Regions from separate parts of the Homo sapiens genome. Here region 1 is linked to region 2. A link is a loop called in an ENCODE intact Hi-C map of the cell type or tissue named here. Cell type or tissue: endothelial cell of umbilical vein. All regions are shown on one strand. Region 1 overlaps KIF4A (kinesin family member 4A). Region 2 holds the start of PDZD11 (PDZ domain containing 11).

The links. Peaks named below come from ENCODE experiments on the same cell type or tissue, not always from the same donor. Only the 100,000 strongest peaks of a DNase experiment are listed, where the experiment ranks them.
Region 1: it touches region 2 in a loop (2.3-fold over the local background); 3 of 110 quality-filtered maps call a loop at or near these places.

Annotation. Positions count from the first base shown.
Region 1 is chrX:70,397,611-70,400,110 of GRCh38, reverse strand. The region is part of intron 22 of KIF4A (kinesin family member 4A); the gene reads right to left. Among named protein-coding and RNA genes, the nearest start is that of GDPD2, 24 kb to the left of the region's middle. In endothelial cell of umbilical vein, no CTCF peak of the experiment used is centred here; a DNase peak (open chromatin) is centred at 940; H3K27ac peaks cover 978 bases.
Region 2 is chrX:70,288,428-70,290,927 of GRCh38, reverse strand. It overlaps PDZD11 (PDZ domain containing 11), which reads left to right and starts at 1,001. Exons shown (of 7, transcript NM_016484.5): 1 at 1,001-1,068; 2 at 1,574-1,673; 3 at 2,415-2,498. The coding sequence starts at 1,587. It overlaps KIF4A (kinesin family member 4A), which reads right to left and starts at 824. Exons shown (of 31, transcript NM_012310.5): 1 at 778-824; 2 at 350-490; 3 at 123-237. The coding sequence starts at 469. RefSeq lists a silencer at 844-1,023. In endothelial cell of umbilical vein, no CTCF peak of the experiment used is centred here; a DNase peak (open chromatin) is centred at 937; H3K4me3 peaks cover 1,688 bases; H3K27ac peaks cover 610 bases.

The DNA.
Region 1 (2,500 bases), 110 kb before region 2:
CACCAGCACGGCACATGTATACATATGTAACTAACCTGCACAATGTGCACATGTACCCTAAAACTTAAAGTATAATAAAAAAAAAAAAGAGTTAGTTGCAATGTTGAATCTGAAACTTATTAATAAACTTTGTTGTTGTTGTTGTTGTTTTTATTTTATTATTATTATACTTTAAGTTTTAGGGTACATGTGCACAATGTGCAGGTTACATATGTATACATGTGCCATGCTGGTGTGCTGCACCCAGTAACTCATCATTTAGCATTAGGTATATCTCCTAATGCTATCCCTCCCCCCTCCCCCCACCCCACAACAGTCCCCAGAGTGTGATGTTCCTCTTCCTCTGTCCATGTGTTCTCATTGTTCAGTTCCCACCTATGAGTGAGAACATGCGGTGTTTGGTTTTTTGTCCTTGCGATAGTTTACTGAGAATGATGATTTCCATAAACTTTTTTATATTCTCTCATATTAAAATTCATCAGTCTATCTTGCAATCTGAATGGCTCATTTACGAATACATCATTCTATAAAGTGCCATTTGGACAATATTACTCCAGAGTCATGCAGATCTTCCAAATGTTAACACATTTCATTCTATAAAATATATATTTTTAAAATCACACTTGTTAATATCACTACTGGTCTTATCAGAAAAGTTATGAAAAACTGTCAAGTTCACAGTGGCAGATACAAGTTTTCCAAATCCAAATTTTGCTTGAAAGCTCACATTTTGTCTTAGGTAACAAACACTGTCAGCTGTTTTCCTTAAAGCAACAGGCTCGCTCTATTCTTTTTGAGAAAATGTCTGCCAAGTAACCAAGTCTTAATAACCACAGTTTGTCTGTCAGTTGTTCATTTAAGTAAAAATGATGTCCCATGAAAAAAGAGGCCTATTGAGCTCACACCTCAAACAATCGCAGTGCTTTTCTTGAGACGACCATCATATTCAGCATGCAGTAGAAGTGCTTTCTGTGTTCTTCCTGTTTCGTCACACAGGATGTAACACAGACATGAACTCCAGGGTCCAGATTTAGTAAAATCAACAACTTTTACTGCTTTCGCAACACCATTCTTAATTAAGACTGGCTTGTTTTTTTAAAACCTGAGAGTATATAGTGGTGAAGCATACAATGACTACTAGTTCAGGTTGGTGCCACTGCTTTCATTCAGCCTAGGGTGTCAGCACTTTAGCCCACTATGGCTTTTGCATTTTCAGTGCAAATTCCAATGTAGCAAAAAAGGCAAATAATGCCTTAATATTATTATGAAAATAGTTTTGATCACTGGCTCATGAGCTCCCCAGTAATCTGCGGCCCACACTTTGAAAACCCTGGTCTAATGTAGAGTCCTTTCCTTCAACAAGCTTACAGTCTGTCTTTAGAATGACAAAATTAATAAACATAAAACAATAAACATAAAGATAACATGTCAGCAGTATGTCATAATTGAGTATCATAAGTTCTGAAAGAGTTTAGAGAACAAGGAAGATTAGTGAGGGATTAAAAAGTCAGGGAAGGCTTCTGGAAGAGGTGGGGCACAACACTTCAGAGTTGTCACCTATCATTGGCCCTTTCCTGTCTTCTCTGACAATTCGTGTCCCTTATCTATTCCAAAATGTAGTTTAAGTCTCATCAGTTCTAAAAAAATTCTCCTAACTAAACTCACCTCTAATTCCTTCTACTTGGCACCAGCCCTACATTTACATAATCATTTACTTACGCATATGGTATGTAGGTAAATTTTTAATAACCAGCACTTAAAAAGCCAGCCCTTGGCTGGGCACAATGGCTCACACCTGTAATCCTGGAACTTTGGGAGGCCAAGGCAGGCCGATCGCTTGAGGCCAGGAGTTCGAGACCACCCTGGCCAACATGGTGAAACCCTGTCTCTACTAAAAATACAAAAATTAGCCAGGCATGGTGCCATGTGCCTGTAATTCCAGCTACTTGGGAGGCTGAGACATGAGAATCACTTGAACCCAGGAGGCAGAGGCTGCAGTGAGCCAAGATCGCGCCATTGTACTCCAGCCTGGGCAAGAGTGAGACTTTGTCTCAAAACAAACAAACATAAAACAAAAACAAACAAACAAACAAAAACCCCAGCCCTGATTTGTAACTTTTGTCAGTTTCTGTGGTGTAAAAATTCTCACCATAATCAATTGTAAACTAACAACGGTTTACAACATTCTTGAAATTTTAGCAAATGATTCCAGGACACCAGTGTGAGTAATGATACTATTTCCACCTGAGAGCAAGGGCAATGTCATCTATTTTTTCTGTATATCCCAACTGCATCCAGTGTAGCACAAAGCAGGAACTCAAAGGTTGAGTGATTTATAGATGTATCCCAAGATAAAGTTAGTATGTATTGCTAAAACCAGATTAAATGATCCCAAGGTTCTATTATCCTAAAACACGATAAAATCTCTGTCAAGGTTCTGTTCCTTCTAGATTTCATAAACTGCTTAAAATAATCATGATTAGAAGAGCCTGTGTAGCAT
Region 2 (2,500 bases):
TCTTGAAGGCAGGAATCATGATTCATCGATTCCTGTATTTGCAGTGCCCAAGCACAGTGCTTGGCACATAGTATATGCTCAAGGAATATATATGTTACGTTCGAGGAATCAAATCGCCTTACCTTTAAATACACCTTTTATGAGTGGCGCTACTGCTGTATTGAAGACTTCTTCCTGTTCAGTAGAGGGATCAAATACAAAATCGTAGGTGAAGGATTTATCTGTACCAACCACCACCTAGAGAAGGCACGGGACAAGGCGTAAGGTTAAAAATGAAAGGCAAGACCACACCCCTCGTTACCATTTGGCCCCAGCTGTTCAGACACAGGCTCTGGACTCTGCTACGCACCTGAGGCTCTCCGGGCACGAAGGAAAGGCACATCTGGCAGCCCTCGCTAATCTCTTTGGGGACCAGAGGGCGACAACGCAGCGCCACTCTTACGGGAATTCCCTTCACCTCTTCCTTCATGATCCTATCTCAGCACCGTCTCTGCGAGGGGGAAAAAGAAGGCTCGCTGATGAATGTTAGTAGGTCAGCAGGGGTGGGAGGGCGTCCTCCCCGGTTCCGACCCTCCTCAGCGGGAACACTGACTTGGGAGATTCACGCTCCATGACTTGGCCAGGGCTGGACCGCCCGTCAGCCCTGCACTCTAAAGAGAGTGCACGGGCTTCTGAAAGGCAAAGAAAAAACTCCAACGGGGACGGCGACAAAGAACCAAAGCCCTAGGGTACTGGGTAAAAACAGGTTCTGAGCTAAGGTGTGCCCCCGTAACTCACCAAACTAAATGTCCCTTCCCCGTTCTCCCTGGGCCTCCCGCCGCCCTGTCCCAGCCGGAGCTTTAACCGCCAAGTTTCAAATCCGTCCCGGAGACGCCAACCAATTGCAGTGCGGACTGCCCGAGGGCGGAGCGCGCACGTCGGCGCGCGCAGGCCGGCGCGGTGGGAAGGGGAGGGTCAGCTCGTTGCACCCTGGCCCGGCCTCTTTTCGACCCTGCGGAGCATCCGCTTCCGGTTCCCAGACTGAATTGTCAGTGAGCGGAGTCTGAGGTCGCTGTGGACTGCCCACTGGTGAGGTGGTGCGGCGTTTATGCGGCTGAGAGTGCGGGTCTCAGGCAGAATGTGGGGCGGGGACGTGGGAGGTGGCTGGTCAGGTGAAGGAAGGGTCGATCTAAGGACCCTACCATTACTAATCACATCTAGGAAATGTGGGGCGGTGCCTTGCCCCGAGTCCCTGCGGATAGTTAACACTCCCTTGGGCTTCGAAAGTAGATCTTTTTAGACTCGACCCTGATTTCCTCTTCTCCAGGTTTGAGACGGTAACATCTGTTTTGCAGGATTGTGAAAAATGAGGTCCTCTTTCTAGAGTACCTGACAGGTTGCTTGGCATCCAGAAGATGTTTAGCTAAGTTAAGAGTTTTCTTCTGTCTTCCTTCTCTCCTCCAACCTTAACACCTAGATATGGGCTGGGCCTGTAGACTGACTGCCTTGGAATGGGTTGGAGCTGCTGTCTGAAACTTGCTGGGCTGCTCTCCCTTTTGAACCACTTTTTGTCTGTTCTGATTCACTCTTCCAGGGCCTTGCCCGAGATGGACAGCCGGATTCCTTATGATGACTACCCGGTGGTTTTCTTGCCTGCCTATGAGAATCCTCCAGCATGGATTCCTCCTCATGAGGTGGGAACCATCTGTATTCCTGAGTAGGAGATTTTTTTCCCCGTGGGCATGAGATGATGCATGAAAGGTAGGATAGCAGGGTTAGAAGGCGAAACGGAGAGTGAATCTTAGCACTTGTAGCCAGAGGACCCAGAAGCTGGATTCTGAGCAACAGGACCCATTGGGAACTTCTTTATGGAAGCCTCCTGCTAGGGTCTGTTCACACCGGTTAATTCTGGAAATTTGGAGCCTTCATTTCCATACTGTTAAGAGGTTCAGCGCGGTGGCTCATGCCTGTAATCCCAGCACTTTGGGAGGCCGAAACAGGCGGATCACCTGAGGTTGGGAGTTCGAGACCAGCCTGACCAACATGGAGAAACCGCGTCTCTACTAAAAATACAAAATTAGCCGGGCGTGGTGGCACATGCCTGTAATCCCAGCTACTAGGGAGGCTGAGGCGGGAGAATTGCTTGAACCTGGGAGGCAGAGGTTGCGGTGAGCTGAGATTGAGCCATTGCACTCCAGCCTGGGCAACAAGAGCAAAACTCCATCTCAAAAAAAAAAAAAAAAGGTGAAGAAATGGGGAGCTACTGGGCTGCCCCAGTGCTATCCATCTACTCATTTAGTCTGTGTTATCTGTTCTACTTAAATTAAGTCTATGACCTTTCCTTTTCCTGACTTCAGGGTAATTCATTAGTGTTTCAGATGAAGGTAGGTGTGAAGTAAGACTGGTAAAATTTCTGGGGTTGCTGTGTCTTGCAGAGGGTACACCACCCGGACTACAACAATGAGTTGACCCAGTTTCTGCCCCGAACCATCACACTGAAGAAGCCTCCTGGAGCTCAGGT